2 separate regions of the Homo sapiens genome follow, and region 2 is linked to region 1. The links are chromatin contacts, found by Hi-C or POLR2A ChIA-PET in ENCODE. All regions are on one chromosome and are shown on one strand. Each heading gives the region's core, a stretch centred on a gene start or an enhancer-like site at or near the end of the contact. The rest is flanking DNA. Distances are from core to core; before and after follow the strand shown. Region 1 overlaps LTBP1 (latent transforming growth factor beta binding protein 1). Region 2 has its middle 25 kb from the start of MIR4430.

Region 1 (5,099 bases), core at 1,975-4,474:
ACTTGGCCTTCAGGTGCCCACTTGGGTCTCTTCCAAGTGAACTTTCCTTTCTTTCCTGCTCTAAAGCCTTTTTAAATCAACTTCCATTTCTGCTCTGAAACTTGCCTGGTCTCTTTTTCTGCCTTATACCCCTCAGTCAAATTCTTCTGAGGAGGCAAGAACTGAGGTTGCTGCAGACCTATATGGATTCGTCACCGGTAACTCAGACACCTTCTATGGGTGACACAAGGACAGCAGTCATACTGGATTAGGGCCATTCCAATGACCTCATTATCCTTAATTACCTCATTAAAGATCCGATCTCCAAATCTAGTCACTTTCTGAAGTATCAGAGGTTAAAATTCCCACATATGAATGTTAGGGGAAACAATTTAGCCCATAACAAGATCTAACAAATTTAATGATTAACTTGTAAAAGACACTACATTAACAGAAGACCACTGGAAAAGATAAAAGTGGGGAGAGTGGGATACAACTTATACACATGTACTCATTGACAATTACTCTCAGGTAGAATTTTTTCTACAAAAATGGTGATTTATTTAACATACAATGGTAGATATATTGGGGATCATCAAATTTTTAAAAATTTTTGTTGGGCTTACTTTACATATTACAATACTAACGTAAGCTTATAAACTCTTCCATTTCAGTGAAGGAAAGGGATCCAATTAACACCTGCTAGCAGCTTGGCTAAGAACGGACATTAAAATCAGACAAAACACTGAAAATATAAAGTACTTTTCTCCAAATGTGTATACAAAGTTTTGGAACAAAATCACTGCCTGCTCCACAGGACAGACAATTTGAATTTCAAAAATGCTCCAGGCCGGGAATTGCATAACCCTGTGTAACAATACTTATAATACAGCTTAACAATATTGTATCGAAGACTTTTTCATTTGAGATTTTTAAAAAACTGAAGTAAAAGAAAAACAGTAGCCAAGGAACTGCACAACCAAAAAATGAAAATTATATAAAATATTTCCACCACTATTTAAATGCCAAATTTAATCAAGCAATAGTAAAAAAACAAAACAACATAATAATACAACCTTCTGTTTAAAATAACAGCACTGTTCCACCTCTCTTCCATTGAATTTTACATATGAACAGACTATATATACTGGTTTTTTAGAGAAATGTCCATTTGGTCTGCCACACCTATCGGGCTCATCCTAAATCCTCTCATTGTCTTCAGAGGACTTGCAATTCCATGCTGTTTCTGTATTTCCAGCCTTCCGGGGTAGGTGCAATGTCTCAAGTATAATACATTTCTCCCTTTTCCTTTACACAGTGCAGAGTATATGGGCTTAGGTTATGTAGATTCTGTTTCACTCCAGGTCACTGTCTTTCTCTAAATTCAAGGCGGTATTCAACGGAGTGCAGTAGTTTGGCTTGTCAGAAGGCACGTAGCCTGGCAGACACAAACACTTGTAGGAACCATCGGTGTTAATGCACTTGGCATTCTTGCAGAGAGACATCCGGTTGTTCAACTCATCGCATTCATTTACATCTGCAATAAGTCAAGCCATGCAGGTAAACAATCTTGGATATTATTCTGTGAGGACACATAACCTGAGGCTTACCTGAGGCCCTTCCCCCGACCACCCCAAGGAAGCTTTCTCGTCATTGCTTCAGTCACAGACAAGACGAAGATGACTTTTTTGAGATCTTAAAGAGGCAGATTATCAGGGAGGTTCTAGAACTTCTTTCACTGTTATCTAGCAAAACATGAGCATTTTGTGAGCTTGACATTTTCTAGTAGAACCTCAAGGAAGTTGGAGGAACTATATTACTTCCAAATTCCTTCCCATAGGTATGGAGGAACTGCTAGATTTGTCAAGAGGAACCAGATACCTACGCAGAGGCCTCTCCATACAGCCTGTCTAAAGCCTTCCATAACATTCACAGACCTCCTTCTACATGAGACCCATTTAGGCTCTCACTCACTTGAAACATCTGTTAAGAAGCTAGGTTACCTATTTTACAGACACACCATGGATTAAAACTAACAAAAGCAAAGTGGGCAAAAGGACTGCTTCAAGATGGAGAAGAGGCCAGGCGTGGTGGCTCACGCCTGTAATCCCAGCACTTTGGGAGGCCAAGGTGGGCGGATCACGAGGTCAGGAGATTGAAACCATCCTGGCTAACACGGTGAAATCCCGTCTCTACTAAAAATACAAAAAAAAAAAAAAAAAAAAATTAGCCGGGTGTGGTGGCGGGTGCCTGTAGTCCCAGCTACTCAGGAGGCTGAGGCAGGAGCATTGCTTGAACCTGGGAGGCAGAAGTTGCAGTGAGTCAAGATCACCCCACTGCACTCCAGCCTGGGCGACAAGAGTAAAACTCCATCTCAAAAAAAAAAAAAAAAAAGAATTGTGGTAAAATACACAGAACATATTTACCATTTTAACCATTTTTAAGTATATAGTCCAGTGGCATTAAGTATATTCATACTGTACTTAATGTACATCTCCAGAACTTTTCTCATCTTCTCAAACTGAAACTCAGCAAATCTATCTTAAATGTTCTCTACTGACTGAGATACGGGGTGTCAGGAAAAAATTAATGTCCCATAAAACACACGTCATTCTTACCGACACAGGTCATCTTGGCCGTATCCAAGTGATACCCATCAAAGCAATCGCAGGTGTAACCTTCCTGGACCCTCACACAGCGACCATTTTCACATCCATTGAGGATGCCGCATTCCTCAGCCTGTAACTCCTCAAAGCTATTTAGAAAACCTGGAAAGGAAAGGGCAGAAGCTAAGTTAGAGCTTCTCAACTTCCTATATCATTTTGTAAATGATATTTAGATGATGGTTCATTTTCCAAATAGACACATATATGTCCATACATATTTCAGACATCTTAAAGTTAGCATTAGAAATACTGAATGTTGCTGTGTAAAATAGCATAAAAATAAAAAACTTGTATATTTTGTGCAGAGTAGCCTCATTTTGAATTCTGATATTCTATGTTAAAATCACATAAAACGAGAAAGCAAGTATGGTTTTTGTTTTTGCTCTTAATTATTAAAAGTGTTCATCCAAAGTTCCAAACTTCGTGAGTTTGCAGTAGGGCAAGTGTCAGACTCTCAGAACAGAACCAACAGAATTCACTATCGGAGTCTAGTAAGCATTTGCTAAGAAGGTCCGTAAGAGTGTGAGGCAATACGTTTTCAGCCGGCGTTTGTAAGACCAGAGAGAAGCAGGCTGGCTCTGCCATGTGTTTGTTTGCTCTGGCTACGGAATGAGCCTTACAAAAGGGCTCCCAGGGGATCAAAGGAAAAATTCAGTAAAAGGGCCTCAAAACATCCTGATGAATGAGAAAGAACATCATACTTGTGTTTAGAAAACCCAAAGTCTGGGCTCATGCCTATAATCCCAGCACTTTGGGAGGCTGAGGCGGGCAGATCGCCTGAGGCCAGGAGTTCAAGACCAGCGTGGCCAACATGGTGAAACCCTGTCTCTACTAAAAATACAGAAAATTAGCCGGGCGTGGTGGTGGACACCTGTAATCCCAGCTACTTGGGAGGCTGAGGCAGAAGAATCGCTTGAGCCTGAGAGGTGGAGGATGCAGTGTGCTGAGATCACGGCCACTGTCCAGCCTGAGCAACAGAGCAGGACTCTGTCAAAAAAACAAAAGACAAAAAACCAAAAAACAAAACAAAACAAAACACACACACACACCAAAAAAAAACAGAACCAAAAGTTTTTTTTTAAGGAAACAAAGAAACTCTTGTTTGGCTCTTTTTATAGTTTAGATCTCTTGAAACCAAGTCAGAGCTAGACTTTAGAGTTTTTGTGATGTAAAAACAATTTAGCCAGGCATCAAGAGTGTTTAGCTCTCATTTTGCAGAGGAAAGTTCTAAACATAAATCCACAGTGACCCAACACACTGTCATGTGGCCTCTCATCTCCTGTCTCTTCCCAATAGTACCACAAAGTAGCTTCAAAAAAAAAAAAAATATATGGCTAGAACTTTCTATCTGGCCTTTGAAGTAATTCTCCAGTGGAACTGCAGGGGGCAGCAGGCAGCAAAATATCATTGCTTATGGAGGGCAATAAGGTCTAACTTGGAGGAATTGGACAAGGATATGGAGTTTGGTCTCCTTGATCACCAAAAAGCAACCAACTTAGCCAGCTTTTTTTTTTTTTTTCTAAACAAGGAAATAAAGACTTACTTGTTACTTCTCTTAACTACAACAAAAAAGAAGTTTCAACAATGACTAAAGTGCCTGAGGTCAACATGAAGACAAATTTGGTCAGAGTTTCTCTTACATTCTAAGATTAGGTGCCCTGAGGGGAGATAGGTGAAGAAGAAACTTTAGAGCATGCCCTTCAGAGAAGAAAGTGGGTTTTAGAGATGACCGAAAAATATACAATAAGTGAATCTTAAATTATCTGTTTGGGTAAGAACAATACACTGGTATTGGGGGACTTGAGTTCCCATTCCCATTTCCCTATGTGTACCTTGTAAACTTGGGCAGAAAGCTTATTTTTCTCACGTATGAAGTAAAAGCACTGAATTTTAGGATCTCTAAAGCCCCACTCAGTTATAGGTTTATTTTGTGGAAATGAACCATGGGATTTGAATCAGAGGAACTCGGTCTTCTGCTCATGCCTGTGACCCTGGCCAAGTCACTTGATTTTGTTGAAACCAGGTTCCTCATTTAAAAATAGAGAAACGATGCTATGTAGAATGGCATACCCAACATTGAACACAATGTCTGCACTCAGTAGAAGTATTTTGTAATGAATGAACACTTTTCTACCTTGTAAAGATTAAATGAGATTTGGCATAAGTTTGGGGGATAAAAAAGAAAATATGGTACATATACACCATGGAATACTAGGCAGCCATAAAAAAGAATGAGATAATGTCTTTTGCAGGAACATGGATGGAGCTGGAGGCCTATCATCCTTAGCAAACTAACGCAGGAACAGAATACCAAATACCACATGTTCTCACTTGTAAGTGGCAGCTAAATGATAAGAACTTATGAATACAAAGAAGGAAACAGCAATGACTTTCTTCACGGAATTGGAAAAAACTACTTTAAAGTTCATATGGAACCAAAAAAGAGCCTGCATT
Region 2 (5,749 bases), core at 3,213-5,712, 45 kb before region 1:
ATATGATTTATCTCTTACGCTTGTCCCTGACTCTAGTATAGCACCTGGCACTTCCTGGATTCTTTACTAGTGTTTGTTGCTTTGAATTCAAGGTGGTTTTGTTGATCCAGTATATACTTTTTCTGTTTGGTTAATTAACATATTATTAATATATTAATGTGATATAATTATTAGCATATTAATATATGATATAATGTATTAATGTAGAAATAGTACATCAATAGTTAGATTTCATTGAATAATTTCAAATGCATACATGTTTAGAATAAATAATATATTATAAATACATTGTAATAATTTCGTTGTAGATACGTGGCATTTTAGGTGCAGTATGCAGTCACTATTTATAACTTTGTTTCTATGGGGAAAATGTAAAGTGAATTCAGAGGGCCAAGAAAATTATTAAAAACAAACTTTTGGACCATTACCAATTTGTAAATCATGCAATGAATGGTCATTATTTATATATGTCTTTAACTTTTATTTTGATTTCAGAATTTTCTGACTGGTTAAACTCTAGTTTCATAACCAAACCCTCATGGAATAAGACAAGAACCAAAAATGTGATCATTCCAGTTGGCTGCAACTCATTGCCAGGATTTCAGAGACCTATGTTTCCAGGTCTCTGCCATTGGTGGGGCCATAAGAACCTACAGTGTCTTCTGATTTTATCCACTTCCACCAGTTCTATTTTTGTATCTCCGTATTTAGCACACAGAAGCTATCTTTATCACACCAGCTGACTGGCATGAGAGTCCCCAAGGCATAGTAGTTATAGAAGATTATTATAGCATACTTCCTATCCTTCAAATAAGACAATGCAAAATGCAGAAAAGACATCAGCAAGTGGTCACAATGTTGGAAGTATGTGCGTGTGTGCATGTGCACTTGTGTGTGTTTCCATTGCTAAAGATTTATTTCTTTGTACTAAGTTGTAGGCACTATTAGGAGCATAATGTCTATAATGGTTTTTGGAACTCGATTTTAGGCTGTGTAATTGAATCTATTCCTATACCTAAAATTCACTTCAAAACATTATGATAAAGTCTTTTACAAGCATATCATCCAGATTTCAAATTTGGATAATGTTTATTAAAAAAACTTCTATTGCCCTAATTCTCAACTGAGGAATCCATAGTTACCCAGCCCAGGTGAAGAGCTGAATCATTCTAATAAGCCAAATCTCCAAAACTGCCAGTCCTTGGCTTGCTATTCAACTATTCAATCTTACTTGATATAGAATGTTCAGCTCAAATGTTTCAGAATGGAGATGACTGTGAGTACAGAAAAGGTAGCAATATCTCATAGTCTAAATTTCACATTATTTATGAGCTGTGGGTGGCACCGTAGCTCTTCTGTTTAGATTTGCACTGTCTTATACAGTAGCCACTAGGCACCTGAAGCTATCAACTTGAAATGAGGCTAGTCTGAGTTGAGACATGCAGTAAGGATAAAATACACACTGGGTTTCAAAGACTTATTACAAAAAGGGAATATAAAGTTTTTATTAGTGGTTTTTTATATTGGGTGCATGTTGAAATGTTATCTTGGATATATTTGGTTAAATCAACTATATTATTATTATTATTTTAGAAAGGGTCTTGCTGTTGCCCATGCTGGAGTGCAGTGAGTGGTGCAATCATAGTTCACTGCATCCTCGAAATACTGGGCTCAAGCAATCCTCTCACCTCAGTCCCCTGAGTAGCTAGGACTACAGGCATGCACCACCATGCCCAGCTAATGTTTAAAATTGTTTTTGTAGAGACAGGGTCTTGCCATGCTGCCCAGGCTGTTCTTGAAATCCTGACCTCAAGCAATCCTCCCACCTTTGCCTCCCAAAACACTGGGATTACAGGTGTAAGGCACTATCCCCCACTCCTTAAACTATGATATTAAAATTCATTTTATCTGTTTCTTTTTATTTTTTGAAATGTGGTCACTAGGAAATGTAAAATGAACTATGTAGGTCACATTAGTGGCTCACATTTTATTTATATTTTATTTTTTTAATTTTTTTGAGACAGGATCTCACTTTGTTGCCCTGGCTGGAGTGCAGTGGTGTGATCATAGCTCACTGTAGACTTGAACAACTGGGCTCAAACAATGTTGCCAACTCAGCCTCCTGAATATCTAGGACTATAAGCACGTACCACCATGCCCAGCTATTTTTTTTTTTTTTTTTTTTTTTAGAGACAGGATCTCACTATGTTGCCCAGGCTGGTCACCTGGGTTCAAGTGATCTTCCAGCCTCTGCCACCCAAATTGTTGGGATTACAGGTATGTATTTCTACAGGACTGTGCTGTAGGGTGTTCCATAATAAATAGTAAGAGCAGTAAGTAGTCTTTAAAACTGGAAGTCAGAGCTGCTGCCGAATTTTACTCCATATCAGGCTAACCAGAGAAGAGTATGACTTGGAGTGATGTAACAGCCCACACATGTTTAGTTTCCCCATCCAAAGAATTCTAGTAATACCCAGCAAGACAACTATGAACACAGGCCGCTAAGAGAAATAAATAAATGTTACCACAGCATAATACCTGCCTTACTTAACTGTTTCCTAATTGATAACCCATCCCTCATTTTCATCTAAGGGATGTGCCCATTTCATGGCATGGAAACTAGATATTGAATCATTAATTCACTTGTTTTGAGTTTTTGTTGTTTTATTCTCCTGCCCATTGCTATTAAAATGAAGACTAGGGACAATTTAAAAAATAGAAACATGAATTTGCTATTTATAAATGTAATAGAAAGAAACACTTTTAAGATTCTATGTCTGGGCAACAGGGAGTTATTCAGAGGCAAGAAAAGTCACAGCAATATCGCTGTGCATTTTACTAGCTATGTGCACAGGGAGGCGTTCACACTGACCCTGAATATTAATAAACATAAAAAGTTCAGCAGCAAATCCCTGTTGTGGGATTACCGGATTACTGAATTAAAAACACATTGGAAGTCATTGCTGCCAGCAAAGAATTGTGTAACTGCTGGTAAAAAAGAAAAAAAAAAAAAACAATAGTGATTTCTGTAGGAGAACAAAACAATAATATCTTTGTAATGTTCTGAAATCGCTACATGAATAAAGCTGAGACGGGCTCCCCTGCATTTCCCAGTTTGATTTGCTGACCATCTTGTCTGCCCATAATTGTTTTCTGCCATTCATTTCCTCCAATTGTCAATTATTACTAAAACAATTATGAAAAAAGTGCATGTCTTTGTTTCCTGCTGCTGATGAATGCAGTGAAGTCATAGAACAGGCCAGTGCATCATAATCTTTTCCATTACAATGGATTATGCTGTCACAAACAGGATATAGCCCTTTACTTGGAGGAGAGGCCGTCAATGGCAATGAATTAGCATGAACATATTGTCAGCCATGACAGCAAGAAATCAGAACAGAGACTTAGCTCTGTACATTTTGAAAACATACTGGGTTTTGTTCCTGATTATAAAAGTAGTACATGCTTATTTATCCTGGAGACAAAGTAGAAAATCAAAATCACCATTATCCCACCAACCAGAAATTTTTTTTCGAGACGTAGTCTCGCTCTGTCACCCAGGCTGGAGTGCAGCGGCGCGATCTTGGCTCACTGCAACCTCCGCCTCTTGGGTTCAAGCAATTCTCCTGGCTTAGCCTCCTGAGTAGCTGGGACTACAGGCGCATGCCATCACGCCTGGCTAAGTTTTGTATTTTTAGTAGAGATGGAGTTTCACCATATTGGCCAGGCTAAGAAATTTCTATTGTTAACAGTTGGTGTATGACTTTTTAGCTCTTACTTCTTTTTTCATATGTACATATATATTTTTTAAGCAAATGGGGTCACACTATATACATAATTTTGTAGACTTCTTACATTCACTGAATGTAAGTGTAAATGTTCACTTAACATTTACTATGAATAGTTTCCAATGTCATTAAATATTATAATGTAATTTAATGTCTGTATAAAATTTCATATTGTGGAATGTTATTTAACAATTCCCTGTATATTTAGGTTAGTTACAAAATGTATCTGTTATGAATAGTCTTTTACACACGCATTATTGTCTCAATTTATGATGTTTTTAAGAATAGATCCCTAAAAGATAGACTTTTTGCTTTTTACTAAAAAATATATTGTGTATTTTGAAGTAAATATTTAGAATCAAAGATCTAGGAAATCTTAATAAAAAGGCACGTATGTGCATTGAAAGTTTAGTAGCCAAACATATGTGCCTGCCTAAAATGGTAAACAGGTGAAGTATTTTTAATGATTAGAAAGTTTAAGATAAATCTAAAACTGTTCTATTCAAAATGCCTTTCAGGCCAACAAGCTGTAAGGGTGTATGTAATTCCATGGAGTCTTCTTCCAGAATTTCCTAGCACAACTAGCCTTCTTGAATTTGCTATTTAGAGATTCCTAAAGAGCTTGCTTCTAGTGCCTGGCTCTGCTGTCTCTGGGCTGAGCGTTGTTTTCTGGTATTGCCACTAGAGAGCAGCCAGGGACAAGGAGAGGAGGTTGACACCCTTGGTCTTTTCTCTTCAGCATAACCTTTTTCTAAAAATTGCACGATCTAATTTATATGTGGAATATTTTTTAAACCCTAAAACACAGAGATACAGAATGAAACAGTGGCCACTAAGGGTGGGAGGAGGGGGGAAAGGGAAATGGGGACATATAGGTCAAAGGATACAAAATAGCAGACACTAAAGAACAAGTTTGGAGGCTGGGTGCCGTGGCTCACGCCTGTAATCGCAGCACTTCAGGAGGCCGAGGCAGGAGGATCATTTGAGGTCAGGAGTTCAAGACCAACTTGGCAACATGGTGAAACCCTGTTTCTACTAAAAAATACAAAAATTAGTGGGTGCAGTGGCGTGTTCCTGCAGTCCTAGCTATTTGGGAGGCCGAGGCACAAGGATCACTTGAGCCCTGGAGGTGGAGGCTGCAGCAAGCCGAGCTTGTGCCACTGCATTCCAGCCTGGGTGATAGAGGGGGACCTTGTCTTGAAGAAGAAAGAAAAAAAAACAAGTTTGGAGATCTAATGTCCAACCTCAAGATGAAATTTAATAAAATTGTATTGTATTCGGGATTTTTGTAAAATAAGTATGTTTTAGCCACACATGTCATACAAAAAAAGTAACTATATGAGATTATAGATTCTTCATCATAATCTTTATTTCACCAGATGACCAAGGGAAAATTTAAAATGAGCCACTAAGGGGAAAAACGATTCTGGAGGTTAATAAATAAGGAAAACCTCTGGGTATAAATGATTTCCATTTTCTCAGAGAGAGTAACCAAAAGATGGAGAATTCTACGAGGGCCATCAAAGTTACGAACAATAGAAGACCTGGAACCTGGCTAAAAACTGGGTTCTAGCATGAGCAACTGGCGCCCTTAGCTCTTTGCAGATGGAGAAAGTGAATCTAGAGCCAGAGGCTCAACATTCTGTATATGAGTCTCAGTTGTGAGGGCTTTGGCCCCTACACATGGTGGTTCCATTTTCCATCTGCCTCTCATTAATGATGTGATCATGGACATGTTACTTAATCTCTCTGACCTCACTTTTCTCAACTACAAAATGTGGCTGGCAATGGAACCTGCCGATAGATGGTTGCAGAGGCAGAAGGAGATAATGGAGATAAAAGGCTTGACATCGAGTAAGTGCTTAATAAATGTTGTCGTTTTTATTTCCAGTTCTCACCTCCCTCCTAAGCTGTTTTCCATTCTCAGCTGTTCGCTTACTATTTCTATCTGACTATTCCAT

Evidence for each region. A loop is a pair of places that touch in the nucleus more often than their neighbours do. ChIA-PET counts read pairs that join two places held with the same protein, here RNA polymerase II (POLR2A). Pooled maps may share reads with other maps.
Region 2: a loop to region 1 is called in a map of IMR-90, with 2.1 times the contacts of the local background. The contact joins two enhancer-like sites. A Hi-C loop is called at or near these places in 3 of 168 maps with a recorded cell type or tissue (HepG2, IMR-90 and astrocyte of the cerebellum), 1 of 37 single-sample maps with no recorded cell type and 5 of 50 pooled maps. POLR2A ChIA-PET finds 5 or more read pairs at or near these places in 3 of 52 experiments (A549, AG04450 and OCI-LY7).

The regions. Positions count from the first base shown.
Region 1 is chr2:33,394,781-33,399,879 of GRCh38, reverse strand. It overlaps LTBP1 (latent transforming growth factor beta binding protein 1), which reads right to left. Exons shown (of 34, transcript NM_206943.4): 33 at 2,598-2,747; 34 at 371-1,516. The coding sequence ends at 1,335. Among named protein-coding and RNA genes, the nearest start is that of MIR4430, 21 kb to the left of the region's middle. Within about 2 kb of position 3,224, at least 3 of the 41 ENCODE cell types and tissues checked have a DNase peak (open chromatin) inside an H3K27ac peak, as active enhancers do.
Region 2 is chr2:33,440,149-33,445,897 of GRCh38, reverse strand. It overlaps a transcript of RASGRP3 not described here. Among named protein-coding and RNA genes, the nearest start is that of MIR4430, 25 kb to the right of the region's middle. Within about 2 kb of position 4,462, at least 6 of the 41 ENCODE cell types and tissues checked have a DNase peak (open chromatin) inside an H3K27ac peak, as active enhancers do.